2 separate regions of the Homo sapiens genome follow, and region 1 is linked to region 2. Evidence: chromatin loops called from intact Hi-C (ENCODE). Cell type or tissue: PC-9. All regions are shown on one strand. Links, peaks and the distances in the headings refer to the core of each region. The heading gives the core; the rest is flanking DNA.

Region 1 (8,871 bases), core at 817-8,816, 220 kb before region 2:
CATATGAAATGTAGTTCCTACATAGGAACTTTACATTGCTATTCTTTTTCCTGTTGATTGCTCAGAAATTCTGTTTTGAAAAAAAAATGTAAAATTTGTGCATTAGCAGTGAATGTCCAACGTAATTAACATATTACAAATAGTTCAATGATCTCTCTTTGTAAAATAATTGGTGACTATACAAATAAAAATATATAGCTTTCTACACTGCCTTCAGTTCTAAGTTAGTAAATGCATATTTTATCTTTAGGGCAAGATCGTCCGTTAAAACATCTACTCTCTGCTTACTTTCTGTTTTGAAAATTGTTTAGTATTTTCAACTTCATCCTTTAGGCAAAAATACATTTCAACAAAGCTAGTGTGGTCACAGCTAGCATACCTGTATAGTGATCGAATAACAACTTAAAATCCTAAGGTCATATTAAATGAGAAAAATAGAATGTGTTACTTGTTTTGGATCCTAGAACATTAAAATGCAGGTACGATGGTAGACGATCAGTTGTATTTTTCTCTGTGACTTATTGGGCTCACTAGAAAAAATTATAAGGAAAATCCAACTAATGGCCGTGTAGCTCAAAGAAAAGGAAGTCCCTAACTAAATCCAGGTTATATGAACTAGAGTGCAAAGTTATTTTCTACAATTGCATTGTTTCCAATTGAGTGGATACCAAGTATTCTTTTTCTTTCATTTTAGAAAAATCACTTCTAATAGAAATAGGAGAAGTAGAAGCAGCAGCAGCTACAACCCTAGGTACAGCTGAATATCCCTTAACCTTATAAACAAAAATGGAGTGGGAAAGATGCTTCGAGATCAATCTAACCATAGGTCCCAATGAGCTAACTGCCTAGTGCATTCCCTAGGCTGAAAGATAAGTCTATGAGGCTCTTTCCTGCTAGGGCAGTGGTAATGATGAAGTGAGCAGAGACAGAAAGAGTCATTTATTAATGCATTCTTCAATTCATCAAGCATCTATTGTATATGGTAGACTTATATGCACCGGACTCTGGGATAGACCATATGGAGACAAAGTTAATAAAGCCAGGCATGGACCATGTCCTTTTGGAGTTTACAAGCCAGAGGAGTTGTTAATCAAGTAAATTACATTATGAGTATAAAATTGCAACTCTGAACAAGCACTAGGAAAGGGCCAGACCAATTCAGCTCAAGGTTTTACAAACAATGTTAGTTCAGTTATTAATTCAGTGAACATGAAGGACATTATCTGGCCACTTTCAGAATATGTTTGAGATCTTGGAAAGGGTACATTTCAGTGCCTTTCCTTGTTTTTGCAAAGGCGTTGTTGTTGAATTGGTGCAAAAGCACAAGGGGGAAGGATTATGTAGGTTTTTCATTACCTGGAAGAAAACAAATATTTTTGAAAGAAAAAATATTTAATTCGATTTTAAATTAATTATAATTACTTGCCAATGTTGGTAATAGCACAACTTCAATCTTGGACTCAGATTGGTTAGCACCACTTTGTTTATTTTTCCATACTGATTTTCATGTATTTGCTTTTTTTAAAAATTAAACTTTTTATTTTGTGATAATTATAGATTAACATGTAATTATAAGAAATATACAGAGATCTTTCACTCATTTCCTCTAATGGTGACAGCTATCAAAACCACAGTAAAATATCACAATAGGTACTATATTACATTGACATTGACACAGTCAAGCTACAGAATATTTCCATCACCACAAGGATCTCATGTTGCCCTTTTATAATCCCACCCACTTCCTTCCTGCCTCCACCTCCTCAACACCTGATGACCACTAAACTGTTCTCCATTTCTTTTCTTTTCTTTTTCTTTTTCTTTTTTTTTATTTTGAGACGGAGTCTCACTCTGTTGCCCAGACTAGAGTGCAGTGGCACAATCTTGGCTCACTACAACCTCCAATTCCCTGGTCAAGCGATTCTCCTGCTCAGCCTCCTGTGTAGCTGGGATTACAGGCACGTGCCACTATGCCCAGCTAATTTTTGTATTTTTAGTAGAGATGAGGTTTCACCATGTTGGCCAGGATGGTCTCGATCTCCTGACATCGTGATCCATCTGCCTTGGCCTCCCAAGGTGCTGGGATTATAGGTGTGAGTCACAGCGCCCGGCCTAACTGTTCTCCATTTCTATAATTTTGTCATTTAAAGAATGATATATAAATAGAATTATACAATATGTAACCTTTTGGAACTTGCTTTTAAAACCCAGCATAATTCTCTGGAGATTAATTCATGTTGCATGTATCATTAGTCAGTTCCTTTCTATTGCTGAGTTAGTATTCCATGATATGAGTATACCATAGTTTGCTTAACTAGTCACCAGTGAAGGACATATGGGTTGTTTCTGGTTTGGGGTGACTATGAACAATGCTGCTATAAAAATTCAGGTATAGGTGTGAGATAAATGCTCAGAAGAAATTGCTGGGTTATATGGTAATTGCATGCTTCCTTTTTCAACAAATTGCCTTACTATTTTCCAAAGAGACTGTACCATTTTACATTCCCACCAGTACAGTGTGAATGATTCAGTTTCTCTACATCTCCACTAGCATTTGGTGTTGTCACTATTTTTTATTTTAGCCATTCTTATAGCTATATAGTGATAACTCTTTGTAGTTTTTTTTTAAATTTTTTTTATTTTTTGGAGATGATGTCTCACTATCTTGCCCAGGCTGGTCTTCAACTCCTGAGCTCAAGGGATCCTCCTGTGTCAGCCTCCTGAGTAGCTGAGACTACAGCCATGCACTATTGCACCTGCCTCTCTTTGTGGTTTTTAATTGTGTTTTCCTAATGTCTAATGACGTTGAACACCGTTCAATGTACTTATTTGCAATCTGTATAACCTGTTTAGTGAAATATCTGTTCATGTCTTTTGCCCATTTTCCAATGGAATTTTTTTAACTGTTGAATTTTGAGGGTTCATTATATATTTTTAGATACTAGTCTTTTGTCAGATACGTGTTTTGCAAATATTTTCTTTCCATCTGTAGTTTATCTTTTCATCCTCTTAACAGGGTCTGGGTCTTTCACAGACTAAAGTTTTAAATTTGATAACAATTTTTCCATTTTTTTCTTTTATAGGTAGTGATTTTGATGTGAAGTCTAAGAAGTCTTTGACTAGTGCTAGAGCCCAATGTTTTTTTTTTCCATTTTATAGTTTTGCATTTTACATTTATGTCTGTAATCTACGTTGAGTTAATTTTTATATAAGATATAGGTCTTAGATTAATGCTTATTTTTTCATCTGTGGATGTCCAATTGCTCCAGCATCTTTAGTTGTAAAGGCTCTTTTCTTTATTGAAATACATTAGCAACTTTGTGATGAATCAGCTGGGCATATTTCTTGTGAGTCTGTTTCTGAGTTCTCTATTCTGTTCCATTGATATGTATGTGTCTGTTCTTCTGACAATACCACACAATCTTGATTATCTTAGCTATATAATAAGTATTGAAATTGGGTAGACTGATTACTTTCACTTTATTTCTCTTTTTCAAAATTGTTTTAGCTATATCTAGTTGCCTTGCCTGTCCACATAAATTTTAGAATAAATTTATTTATATCTTTAAAAAAATCTTTCAGAGATTTTGGTTTCCCTCATGAATACAGATGTGAAACCTCAGCAATATATTAGCAAATCAAATTCAGCAATATATTATGAGAATTATACACCACCAGCAAGTGTAGTTTATTCCAGGGATGGAAGTTAGGTCTAATATTTGAAAATCAATCATATTAAAAGATCAAAGAGGAAAAATCACATGATCATATCAATTGATGCAGAGAAGGCATTTGACAAAATTCAATACCCATTCAAGCTATGAATGTCTTTGGGTTTATCCTGCTTTTGGTTCAGTCAGCTTCCTTTTTTTTTTTTTTTTTGAGACGGAGTCTCGCTCTGTCGCCCAGGCTGGAGTGCAGTGGCGTGATCTCGGCTCACTGCAAGCTCCGTCTCCCGGGTTCACGCCATTCTCCTGCCTCAGCCTCCCGAGTAGCTGGGACTACAGGCACCCGCCACCACGCCCGGCTATTTCTGTATTTTTAGTAGAGACGGGGTTTCACCATGTTAGCCAGGATGGTCTCAATCTCCTGACCTCGTGATCCGCCCACCTCAGCCTCCCAAAGTGCTGGGATTACAGGCATGAACCACCGCCCCCCGCCAGTCAGTTTCTTTTAATGTGCAGGTTTATGTCTCTTGCTGAATCTGGGGAATTTCTAGCTATGATTTCTTTGAATACCATTTCAGTCCCATTCTTTTTCTCCTCTCTTTTGGAAACACCAATGACATACATATTAGATCTGTTATAATCCCACATATTTCCAAGGCTCTGTTTATTCGTTCAGTCTACTTTCCTCTCTTTTGTTCACACTGGGTAACTTTCATTGCTCAGTCTCCCAGTTCACTGATTCTCCTGTCCTCTCCATTCTGCTCTTGAGCCCATCCACTGAGGTGTTCATTTTGGTGGTTGTTCTAAAATTTCCCTTTGGTTCTTCTTCATATCTTTTATTTCCTTGCTGAGGCTTTCTAGTTCATCATTCATCTCAAGCATGTTCATAATTGCTCATCTATGTATTTTTGTTATGGCTGCTTTAAAATCTCTTTCAGATCATTGTTGCATCTTGGTTCTCTTGGTGTTAGCATTCATTGATTGTCTTTTGCCATTCAGTTGAAATCATCCTGGTTCTTAGTATTACTATGATGTGATGGTTTTTTTTTTTTTTTTTTTTTTTTTTGAGACCGAGTCTTGCTCTTTCGCCCAGGCCGGAGTGCAGTGGCGCTATCTGGGCTCACTGCAAGCTCTGCCTCCCGGGTTCACACCATTCTCCTGCCTCAGCCTCCCGAGTAGCTGGGACTACAGGTCCGCCGCCGCGCCCGGCTAATTTTTTGTATTTTTAGTAGAGACGGGGTTTCACCGTGTTAGCCAGGATGGTCTCGATCTCCTGACCTCGTGATCCGCCCGCCTCGACCTCCCGAAGTGCTGGGATTTCAGGCGTGAGCCACGCGCCTGGCTGATAGTATTTTTAAAAATTGAAACCTGGACATTTTTGTCTTATGTTAAGGAGACTCAATCATATTTAGACTATTTTAACTGGTTTTTCTAAGAGCTCTGACAAGTGTAGAGGGGCACTGCCTTGTTACCGCTAGGTGGAAGCAGAAGTCTAGGTTCCCTACCCAGCCTCCTGAGGACAGGTGGGAAGTCCTTGTTACTGCTAGATTGGGGGAGAGTTTCTGCTGCTGATGGGGTCTCCACTGACACTAGCGTGGGGTGGTCTCATTGCTGCTGGTGAAACTGAGTGTCGTGACTCTCCACTAAGTTTCTTCTGACATCTTCTTCCCCATGTGGTGAGAGGAAGAGTGCCTCATTACAGCTGGGTAAGAAGTCCAGGGTCCTCCAGTGATCTCTGCAGATACCACCATGGGATAAACGGTGGGGCCTTGTTATCAGGATGGGTGGTTTTGGGATGAAAATCCTGCCTCGCTACTTGGACTTTGTTAACACTGCCCCGGTGGGAATTTTGGAATGCCTCATTGCAGTTTATTGAGTGAGGAAGTGTAACTTCCCACAGTGAGTTTGTCTGCATGGGTGGGAGGGAGGCCACAGTTTTCTTCATGCTGTTTGAATGGAATAGAGAGGTTATAGCTAAAAGTTTTCTGTCTTGCTAGGCTTCCCTATCCTGGTCCTTTTAGAGAGAGAAGGCCTTTTTGTCCGTGCTCATTGGCATTTTCAGGTCTCTGGCTTCTTCAGTTCCCAGTAAGGAATATATGATACAGAAAGGGAAACCGGGGAACTCACTGCTTTGTTGTTTTCTGAGTCTCTAGGGCCCTAGCTGGTTGGCTGCTTCTCTCCATATAATGTCCAGAGTTTTCTTATGTATAACGTCCGGAGTTTTACTTGTATTTAACAGAGGGAATAGGGATAAGTACTTCTACTCAATCCTTCCAGAAGCAGAAGCCAGTCAATTAATTTTTCTGATTAATGCATTTTTATTCCACATGTAGTCTCTTCTTGAGTTCAGTAAATAAGAATCTACATAATTCGCAAAGGAACATGGACATACCCAAAATATATGCCCAGAATCCAAACACTATTCACCTTCATCACAGTCTCTACTGTGGTCCAAACCACGACCGTCTCTCATCTGAATTATTGGAATGATCTCATGACTGCTTGCCCCTACCCGCTACTTTCTATATTTATTACAGAATCCATAGGGATCCTATTAAAACATGAGTCTGATCACTGCTGAAAATTTTCCCACGTGTTCCCCAACCACCCTCAGGGTAAAAGCAGAAATCTGTACAATGGCTTACAAGGCCCTACAAATTCTGCACCCACCCTTTTGACCTCACTTCCTCCTATTCTGCCCCTCACTCAATCTGATGCAACCATGGTGTTCCTCTCACATGTGGGGCTTATCCCCACCTCAGGATCTTTGCATTAGTTCTTTCCTTTGTCTGCAACACTCTTGCCCCATATGTATCCTCGTGGATAGCTCCTTCACTTCTTGCAGATCTTTGTTCAAATGTATAACCTTCCCAGGCCTTTCCTTACCATCTTGGTTAACGCTGCAACCATCTGTCACTTTCTCTACCCTCCATGTTCCTCTTCTTGCTTTATATTCTCCGTAGCAATTTCCTCTTCTAATATACCATGCACTTTACTATTTTAGTTTGTTTACTTTTCTCCTCTCTCCCATGCATTTTACTATTTTAGTTTCTTTACTTTTCGCCTCTCTCCATTAAAATATAAACCCATGCAGGGTATGATGTATTGTCTATTTTATTGCTGTGTTGTCCACATTAAAAACAGTGCCTGACATATAGGAAGTGCTCAATAAATATCTGCTGAATGAATAAATGACCTTCCAAGCTTCGTTGAGGTAGAAATTTTTCATGATGCAGCAATAGCTCTGGTGGTCTGAGTGACAGCAGCTGTGATGATGACAAAAGATGAACTCTATTACATGTTCCTTTGGAAGCATTTATACATGGATCCCTGTCTTAATATTCTACTGTATTTCTTAGGTATTCTTTATCCCTCTGCTTCCCTCTGCCTTTCTCAGTCCAAACCTACTACCAACTATGTGGTTTTCTCAATAATCTCTAGATTTAAAAAAAAAAGAATCTGACTCATCCAGTGAATTGACAAAGCTCCTATAACATCACATTGTAGGTCAGTGGCCATGGAATCCCTTGGCTCAGTCTTGGGTCGTGTGGTATAGTAAATGGGTACCTCTGCTTGATAAATTGCCTAGGGCAGTTCTCTCAGCAACAGCAAGAGGACAAAGCAGAGGCCCAAGAATGAATCAATTCTTTTCTAATGTTCTTAGACAACTCAGACAACTCTGTAGATTTGTAAAATTTTAGATTTAAAAATAAAATCCTCAAATCCTTCTATTAACGGTTACATCTGTATCCAAGCTACTCAGCCAGCATCTTAGAAAACAAAAACATAATCATAGCTAAACATTTACCAAAAATGACCCCTGACTTTTTAGACATTCTGGCTAGGAAAAGATTTAGCTCCTTGAAAAACTTAAGAATCTATTCAACAAGTAGCAAATAGTTTAACTCAACTTTTATTTTTGAAATGAAATTGAATTTTAGTATAGAACAAGTAGAAGGGCTTTCCTCTTGCGTTTAATGTTTTGTCAGAAAAGTGACAAAGCCCTTTTCTTTGAAGCCTATCCTAGTGGGACCCCACAAGACCCTTGAGAGTTCTTGGGGTATAGGGAGAATTCTGTGTCTCAGATATTATGGCTCCACTACAGTGCTTTTCTGAGATCTCTTGGAAATATACAAAAACAAAAATGTCAGAATCAACTGCTGCTGCCCAGCATGACAGGTAAGAGACAGCAGTGCAGAACTGGTGTAAACTTTGAATTTTTGGTAGGAATTCTTTTCCTAGCCATACTCAGGGAAAAACTGCTTTTAACATGCAGAATGAATGTAATTAGACTCATTGCATAATCTCCCATTTTTTATGTAAAATGACAAATACATTATAAACAAACTGTTCCATGACAAGCAACTTACAAAACATGAAAAAATAATATTAAGCATATTTTTCCCTAGGAAATGTCTATCATATCCAACAGCTGTTTGTCATTATGTTGTTTGGTGGGCTTTTTTCTCTTGTATCTACAGATGAAAGGAAAAGGCTATTATGAATGAAGTGTGATAAAATTACTAAATCTGAAAGAACCAGTGGAATGATTTCATATGAGTATATTTAATTTTGGAGAAATGAGACCAATTTGAAATTTCAGTAGAGCCTTTTGTTTTCACTTTTCTTTAGAATCGTTTCTTTTTTCCTATTGAACATGAGGTATTGATTAAGCAAGCTTTTATTTACTTTTCATTGAAGCCCTCCAAAAGTAGAGCTGAAGAGTTTGCCTTTCACTGGTGACATAAGTAATGCTATTAAGCAAAATGCACATAGAAATAACTAAGATCTTCCTGTTTTTCCACCTTATGGAACATCCCTTTATAATTGAATAAGCTTTTAATTCTCCTGATTAGAGTGCAACATTACCCAAATTGAAAGGTGGTAGATTAAATAGTAATGTGTCTAAATTAGATGAATTATCTGCTGATTAGAATAGAATGACAAGTGATTACCATGCTTTTTTCATCTTCATTTGCCCAATTATCTTTACTTCTTTAATTATCATGGGTAGAAAATGAGGACAATAAAATTTTCAAGACAGAAATTTGTATCATTTTAGTGCAGCTAACATTGACAAACAGCAGCCAAGTAAAATAATCAGGACACAATGTCAACACTTAAAAAGTCAATTTTGTGATATTGCTTTCTTAATATTTAGTGTACTTAGTGTCAGCCATTTGAGCCATAGTGAATCTGGTGC
Region 2 (8,871 bases), core at 484-8,483:
AATTTTATTGACCTTTTCAAAGACACAGCTTTTTGTTTCATGGATTTTCTCTACTATTTTTCTTTTTCCAACTCATTCTTTCTCAGTTTCTTTTTTTTTTGAAATGGAGCCTTGCTATGTTGCCCATGCTGAACTGTAACTCCTGGGTTCAAGCAATCCTCCCATCTCAGCCTCTCAAGTAGCTGGGACTACAGGTGTGCACCACTGCATCCTGCTCCCATTATTTCTAATCTTTATAACTTATTTCCTCCTGCTTGCTTTGAGTCTATTTTGATTTTCTTTTTCTGGGATCTTGAAGTGAGAGCTTGGATTATCCACTGAAGACTTTTCTCTTTTTCTAATGTGTGTATTTAGTGTTATAATCTCAGCACTGCCTCAGCTATGTGGCACAAATTTTGACATATTGTATTTTCATGTAAATTCAATGTATTTTCTCTTGAGAGCTCTTCTTTGACCCATGGATTATTTAGACATGGGTTGCATAGTTTCCAGGCCTTTGGAGGTTTCTTGGTATCTCTCCGTTACTGATGTTTAATTTGACTCCATTGTGACCTGAGAACATGCTTTGTATGATTTCAACTCTTAAATTTGTTGTTGAGGTTTGTTTTATGGCCCAGGTTATTGTCTATCTTGGTAGATACATCCTGTGGTCACTTGAAAGCATGTGTATTCTACTGTTGTCGGGTGGGGTGTTCTATAAATATCAGTTAGGTCCTGCTGGTTGATGGTGGTTATTGAGGTCTTCTATATCCTTGCTGATTTTCTGTTTAGTAGTACTATAAATTGAGAGTGGAGTTTGAAGTGTTCAATTATAATGGTAAACTTTTCCATTTCTCCTTTCAGCTCTATCAGGTTTTACTTCATGTGTTTTGAGGCTGTTTTTGGTACATATACCTTGAGGTTCTTGTGGATTGATCCTTTCATCATTATGTAATGTCCCTCTTTGTGTCCAACAGTCTTCTTTCTTCTGAAGTCCATTTAATCTGATTTTAATATAGCCATTCTTACTTTTTTTTAATAAACATCTGCATGATATATCCCTAGCTTTATTCTCATTTAGGTGCCTTTACCCTCCTCACTTTTCAAATATACTGGTGTTTCTTCTACATACATTGAATTCCACGAGATAGTGTTAAAATTTTTGCTTCAACCATCAAATATGATTTAAGAAATTAATTAGGACAACTTCTTATTATTTATCTTACTCTTTACTCATTCTGATGGTCTTCTTTCCTTTCTGAAGTCTCAAGCTTCTACTATATATATATTTTTAAAGTTTAGAGACCTTCCTATAGCCATACTTTAACGGTAAGATATATGAATTTGCTAGCAATAAATTCTTATAATTTTCCATTGTCTGAGACTGTCTTTATTTCCTTCTATTCCTACAGAATATTTTTTGCTAAATACAGGATTCATGGTTCTGCTCTTTTCTTTCGGTAATTGAATAAACTGCCACTTCATTCTGGCCTTCATGGTTTCAAACGAAAAATCTGTTGTCATTCAAATTACTGTTCTCATAAGTAATGTTTTTCTCTGCCTGTTTTCAAGCCTTTTCTTTGTCTTTTGTTTTCAGAAGTTAAGTTATGATGTGTCTTAGCATGGATTTGAGTTTTTGCTATTCGGGGTTCACTTAGTTTCTGAATTTGTAAATTTATACATTTCATCAAATTTGGGGAAATTTCAGTATTTCTTTGAATACTTTTTCAGTCTCTCTCTCATTCTGCTCTCTTTTTGAAATTCCAGTGACAAGTACTTTAGCTCTTTTGTTATTGGCTCAAAGGTCCTTTAGACTCTTTTTAATTTTTTTCTCCCAGTCTATTTTCTCTTTGTTCTTCAGATTGAGTTCATTCTATTCATCTGTCCCCAAGTTCACTGATTCAATCCTCTGTCATCTCCACTTTACTAGTGATTATATCCAGCAAGTTTTAATTTCAATCACTGTATTTTCTAGTATATAATTTTCATTCTTTATTATAACTTATTTCCTTACTGAGATATTCTAGGTTTTCATTTGTCTCAAGATTATTCAATTTTGTTGAAGCATTTTTATGATGGTTGCTTTAAAATCTTTGTCAGATAATTCCAATATCTGAATAATATTAATATTGTCATTTGTTGGTCTTTTGCCTTTCTTGTCTGAATTTCCTGGTTCTTGGTATGATCTGTGTTTTCTAATGTAGCCTAGATATTTTGAATATTATGAGACTCTGGGTTCTATTTAATCTTCCTATTTTTAGCAGGCAGTCTCCTGTTGAGGCATAATGTAAAAGCCAAGGAGGTGTGTATGCATGGCTTTGCACTGAGCTCTACCAAAAGCACCCCAGGAAAAGTGGGCACTGACTCACACTGCCTCAGTGCAGACGAGAGATGTACAAGTTCAGCTCCCCTCCCAGTCCAACTGACACCTTCCCATGAAAGTGGAGCACCAGCTCACACTGCCTTTTTGCCTCCAAGTGGAATATAAGATCAGCTCCTTGCTGGGCCCTGCTGACATTAGGAAAGGAGAAAGCAAAGGACTGACAATACTTTGTTGCTGCAGGGTGGAGGCAGAAGTTCAGCTCCCTGTTGTGCCCTTCTGGCACCAGCTGAGGGAAGGGGGGAAAAGGGAATACCAACTAGCCCCATGGGTGAAGACTTAATTCCTAGTGAGAGGGAGTAAGGATGAAGCCTAGTATTGACTAGTTTTGTCTCAGACTGGCTTAAGTAACATTGGTGCTGGGTAGCAGCAGAGGTTCAGCTTTCAGCTGGACCACACTGACACATCCTGGCAGAGGAATTAAAGCACTGTCTCCTTCTCCCCAGTGGAACTTGGAAGTCAGCTGCTTGCTTACTACTGCCAACACTACCCCAGCAGGAAAATAAGATTGCTGCTACTTACTTATGTTAGGTAGGAGAATCAGCATGTACTGCCTACTTCCAAGGGGTGGTGTGGGGCCACTGGTGTGTGGCTGCAGTACGGTGGGTATTGTCAAAAAGCCTTTCTATTGTTATAATTTCCTTTTACTGATCCTTTGGCTAGAAGGGACAGGCTTTTCTCCCCCTGTGCTTATTAGCAATTCCAGGTTGAAGGCTTCTGCAGTGTCCCGAGATATATGGGAGGCAAAGGAGAAAACTTACTGCCAGCTCATTCCTCAAGTCTCAATGTCTTTAGACAGCATGCTTTCTTATTCCGTCTTCTAGAGTGTTCCTATGCTTGTCTGTTGTGCTATATCCAGGGTGCTTAAGTTTCAAGAAGAAACAGCTGTGAGGAATAGGACTATACATTTTGGTGGACCTGGAAGTCTCTGTTTTATGTAATTTTATCCTTACATGTTAATCTACACTCTCCATTAGATCATAATGAATGTCTCACACATCTTGGTATCTTCTACATGTGCCTTCCATAAGTTTTCTAATATAGTAGGCCCTTGATAAATGTTTGGTGAATGCCCAACACGAAATGTTCATTTTGTGAAGACATATGCATCAGCAAAAGTGGACTGCTTATAGCCTGAAGCATGTAAGAGTGCATGGGTCAGCGGTAAAGAGTTGCGGAGGGATATCTTCAGATGGAAGAGAGGTAGCTCATCTGCATTGATGGCAATGCTTTTCTAATCTTTGATATTATATGACATATTTCTGGACTGGTCATCCCCTTTAGGCTAAAAGATGAAGTTTTGAATGCTGAAGTACAGTTTCTTTTTTTTTTTTTTTTGAGACAGACTTTTGCTCTTGTTCCCCAGACTGGAGTGCAACGGCACGATCTCGGCTCACTGCAACCTCCGCCTCCTGGGTTCAAGCGATTCTCCTGCCTCAGCCTCCCGAGTAGCTGGGACTACAGGCATGCGCCACCATGCCTGGCTAATTTTGTATTTTTAGTAGAGATGGGGTTTTTCCATGTTGGTCAGGCTGGTTTCGAACTCCCAACCTCAAGTGATCCACCCGCCTCAGCCTCCCAAAGTGCTGGGATTACAGGCATGAGCCACCGCATCCGGCCTAAAGTAAAGTTTCTTAAGTGATTGCAGCCAGCTTCGTTTGTCTAAGTTTTCTTAAGTCCTCACAGCCTTCTGAACTTGAAGGATCTCTCTAACTCTAGTCAGGGTAAGTCTGACAATGTTTGTAAGTGAAATTATGTTGTCAGAACTATGGCACCTAGTTCTTCCTGATAACCCCTTCATGTAGTAGATACAATATATGAGAGAAAAATTAAGACCTAAATCTCTGGCAAATATTTCCCCAATTTATAAGAAATATCTTGGACTCCCCATTCAAAGACATTCGAAGCACTTTTCTATTCTCCCTATCAGCATTCTAGAAACTGCAATGGATTTTAAACTAGACTTCTTGGATGGCTGGTGTCTTATGGTATTACTGTTTATTAAAATAATGTGCTACAAACTATGCTACTATTTAAACAAATACAGGTTGGAAGCAGTGATTAGTACAAAAAGAACAAAGCAGGTTACTAATTTTTCCCTAAGTCAGTCAGAATTTTTGGTCTGAAGGCATTTAATACTTCAGGTTTAGGAGAAAAGAGATTGGGGTAAGGGGGGAAAGAGTCTCTCCCAGTCAAACAAACAAACAAAAAGATTTGTTTTCAATCTCGCAGGCTTAGAACACAAATGAAAGACCAACATAAAAATACACTCAACTGATTCCTTGGTGTCTTTAAGGAATGTACTCATATACTATATAGAAACAGCCAATCATTGGTCACATTTTTACAAATTAGAGTCATGACCTGAAAGTTAATTATCTTTCTCATGTAATTCTATTCTTTTCACACTTGTTCAGCCAATACATGAAAAGCTTGATATATAGTGTGAGCAGCTGCTTATTTCTCAATCCAGTTGGCAAGACAAAAATATGGTTGGTTTTTAAACAAGTGCAGTCGTGTGGTTGAGGTTCCTAATGTGTAGTCACAGTGCCACCTAGTGGTTATGCAGAGATTAACTATTAAAGATACTGTTTATTACGGCGCAGAATTTCCCTTTATCAAAAGATTTACACTTACTTGGAAACCTTATTGATTCCAAAAGCAACTTGTTGATTAAGAGATGCGATAATTTTGTCTTTCTTTTTAATCTGCATTTGGTTTTCTTGCCACCGAAAAGTCACTGTTCTCAACTGTCTTTTGAAATCCTGATCAATAAAAAATATTATTTCAGATAATTATGTTCAAGTCACCAGAAATTGAAAGAAAAAAGCAAACTAAGTTCTTTTCAAACAGAAAGCACCAGTAAGTTTAATATTTGAAATACTTCTCACTTCCATCAGATCTAATGGCAAAAATACTTACTTCACACTGATAGTGCAATTTATAAAGCTGCCTTTGACGAGCAAGCCTTTCCTTTTCAGTTTCTCCATAGTCTGTAGTTACTTTGCCAGCTGAGCCCTATTGAGCACAGGAAATATGCATGTATTATTTTCCTCAAAAAAAAATTTTAGTTATTTGAAAGGGATTTAAAGTTGCCATCTAACTCCTTTCACGTTTTTTGTCTCAAGTCAAACACTCAATTTAGATAAACCCACCTCCCCTCAATTACAGCATTTAATAAACAGTACCAGTTACTTGCCTGTTGCTGCTGCTGCTGGATACCACTACCGGCATGCTTACCATTTCTTTTTTTTTAATTATTATACTTTAAGTTTTAGGGTACATGTGCACAATGTGCAGGTTTGTTACATATGTATACATGTGCCATGTTGGTGTGCTGCACCCATTAACTCGTCATTTAACATTAGGTATATCTCATAATGCTATCTCTTCCCCCTCCCTCCACCTCACAACAGGCCCCGATGTGTGATGTTCCCCTTCCTGTGTCCATGTGTTCTCATTGTTCAATTCCCACCTATGAGTGAGAACATGTGGTGTTTCGTTTTTTGTCCTTGCGATAGTTTGCTGAGAATGATGGTTTCCAGCTTCTTCCATGTCCCTAAAAAGGACATGAACTCATCATTTTTTATGGCTGCATAGTATTCCGTGGTGTATATGTGCCACATTTCCTTAATCCAGTCTATCATTGTTGGACATTTGGGTTGGTTCCAAGTCTTTGCTATTGTGAATAGTGCTGCAATAAACATACGTGTGCATGTATCTTTATAGCAGCATGATTTATAATCCTTTGGGTATATACCCAGTAATGGGATGGCTGGGTCAAATGGTATCTCTAGTTCTAGATCCCTGAGGAATCGCCACATGGACTTCCACAATGGTTGACCTAGTTTACAGTCCCACCAACAGTGTAAAAGTGTTCCTATTTCTCCATATCCTCTCCAGCACCTGTTGTTTCCTGACTTTTTAATGACTGCCATTCTAACTGGTGTGAGATGGTATCTCATTGTGGTTTTGATTTGCATTTCTCTGATGGCCAGTGATGATGAGTATTTTTTCATCTGTCTTTTGGCTGCATATATGTGTTCTTTTGAGAAGTGTCTGTTCATATCCTTTGCCCACCTGTTGATGGGGTTGTTTTTTTCTTGTAAATTTGTTTGAGTTCATTGCAGATTCTGGATATTAGCCCTTTGTCAGATGAGTAGGTTGCAAAAATTTTCTCCCATTCTGTAGGTTGCCTGTTGACTCTGATGGTAGTTTCTTTTGCTGTGCAGAAGCTCTTTAGTTTAATTAGATCCCATTTGTCAATTTTGGCTTTTGTTGCCATTGCTTTTGGTGTTTTAGACATGAAGTCCTTGCCCATGCCTATGTCCTGAATGGTATTGCCTAGGTTTTCTTCTAGGGTTTTTATGGTTTTAGGTCTAACATTTAAGTCTTTAATCCATCTTGAATTGGTTTTTGTACAAGGTGTAAGGAAGGGATCCAGTTTCAGCTTTCTACATATGGCTAGCCAGTTTTCCCAGCACCATTTATTAAATAGGGAATCCTTTCCCAATTTCTGTTTTTGTCAGGTTTTTCAAAGATCAGATAGTTGTAGATATGTGGCATTATTTCTGAGGGCTCCGTTCTGTTCCATTGGTCTATATCTCTGTTTTGGTACCAGTACCATGCTGTTTTCGTTACTGTAGCCTTGTAGTATACTTTGAAGTCAGGTAGTGTGATGCCTCCAGCTTTGTTCTTGTGCCTTAGGATTGACTTCGCAATGCAGGCTCTTTTTTGGTTCCATATGAACTTTAAAGTGGTTTTTTCCAATTCTGTGAAAAAAGTCATTGGTAGCTTGATGGGGATGGAATTGAATCTATAAATTACCTTGGGCAGTATGGCCATTTTCACAATATTGATTCTTCCTACCCATGAGCATGGAATGTTCTTCCATTTCTTTGTATCCTCTTTTATTTTGTTGAGCAGTGGTTTGTAGTTCTCCTTGAAGAGGTCCTTCACATCCCTTGTAAGTTGGATTCCTAGGTATTTTATTCTCTTTGAAGCAATTGTGAATGGGAGTTCACTCATGATTTGGCTCTCTGTTTGTCTGTTATTGGTGTATAAGAATGCTTGTGATTTTTGCACATTGATTTTATATCCTGAGACTTTGCTGAAGTTGCTTATCAGCTTAAGGAGATTTTGGGCTGAGATGATGGAGTTTTCTAGACATACAATCATGTCATCTGCAAACAGGGACAATTTGACTTCCTCTTTTCCTAATTGAATACCCTTTATTTCCTTCTCCTGCCTGATTGCCCTGGCCAGAACTTCCAACACTATGTTGAATAGGAGTGGTGAGAGAGGGCATCCCTGTCTTGTGCCAGTTTTCAAAGGGAATGCTTCCAGTTTTTGCCCATTCAGTATGATATTGGCTGTGGGTTTGTCATAGATAGCTCTTACTATTTTGAGATACATCCCATCAATACCTAATTTATTGAGAGTTTTTAGCATGAAGGCGTTGTTGAATTTTGTCAAAGGCCTTTTCTGCATCTATTGAGATATCATGTGGTTTTTGTCTTTGGTTCTGTTTATATGCTGGATTTATTGATTTGCGTATGTTGAACCAGCCTTGCATCCCAGTGATGAAGCCCACTTGATCATGGTGGATAAGCTTTTTGATGTGCTGCTGGATTCAGTTTGCCAGTATTTTATTGAGGATTTTTGCATCGATGTTCATCAGGGATATTGGTCTAAAATTCTCTTTTTTTGTTATGTCTCTGCCCGGCTTTGCTATCAGGATGATGCTGGCCTCATAAAACAAGTTAGGGAGGATTCCCTCTTTTTCTATTGATTGGAATAGTTTCGGAAGGAATGGTACCAGCTCCTCCTTGTACCTCTGGTAGAATTCGGCTGTGAATCCATCTGGTCCTGGACTTTTTTTTGGTTGGTAAGCTATTAATTATTGCCTCAATTTCAGAGCCTGTTATTGGTCTATTCAGAGATTCAACTTCTTCCTGGTTTAGTCTTGGGAGGGTGTATATGTCGAGGAATTTATCCATTTCTTCTAGATTTTCTAGTTTATTTGCGTAGAGGTGTTTATAGTATTCTCTGATGGTAGTTTGTATTTCTGTGGGATTGGTGGTGATATCCCCTTTATCATTTTTTATTGTGTCTATTTGATTCTTCTCTCTTTTCTTCTTTATTAGTCTTGCTAGCGGTCTATCAATTTTGTTGATCTTTTCAAAAAACCAGCTCCTGGATTCATTGATTTTTTGAAGGGTTTTTTGTGTCTCTATCCCCTTCAGTTCTGCTCTGATCTTAGTTATTTCTTGCCTTCTGCTAGCTTTTGAATGTGTTTGCTCTTGCTTCTCTAGTTCTTTTAATTGTGATGTTAGGGTGTCAATTTTAGATCTTTCCTGCTTTCTCTTGTGGGCATTTAGTGCTACAAATTTCCCTCTACACACTGCTTTGAATGTGTCCCAGAGATTCTGGTATGTTGTGTCTTTGTTCTCGTTGGTTTCAAAGAACATCTTTATTTCTGCCTTCATTTCGTTATGTACCCAGTAGTCATT

Evidence for each region. Hi-C counts contacts between places; a loop is a spot of excess contacts. Peaks named below come from ENCODE experiments on the same cell type or tissue, not always from the same donor. Only the 100,000 strongest peaks of a DNase experiment are listed, where the experiment ranks them.
Region 1: it touches region 2 in a loop (8-fold over the local background); 4 of 110 quality-filtered maps call a loop at or near these places.

What each region holds. Positions count from the first base shown.
Region 1 is chr3:108,876,406-108,885,276 of GRCh38, reverse strand. No RefSeq gene overlaps it. Among named protein-coding and RNA genes, the nearest start is that of TRAT1, 58 kb to the right of the region's middle. In PC-9, for the core only: a CTCF peak has its summit at 5,143 (motif pointing right); no DNase peak of the experiment used is centred there.
Region 2 is chr3:108,658,383-108,667,253 of GRCh38, reverse strand. It overlaps DZIP3 (DAZ interacting zinc finger protein 3), which reads right to left. Exons shown (of 33, transcript NM_014648.4): 20 at 5,282-5,377; 21 at 4,997-5,124. Among named protein-coding and RNA genes, the nearest start is that of DZIP3, 73 kb to the right of the region's middle. In PC-9, for the core only: CTCF peaks have their summits at 4,720 and 4,921 (motif pointing left); a DNase peak (open chromatin) is centred at 4,913.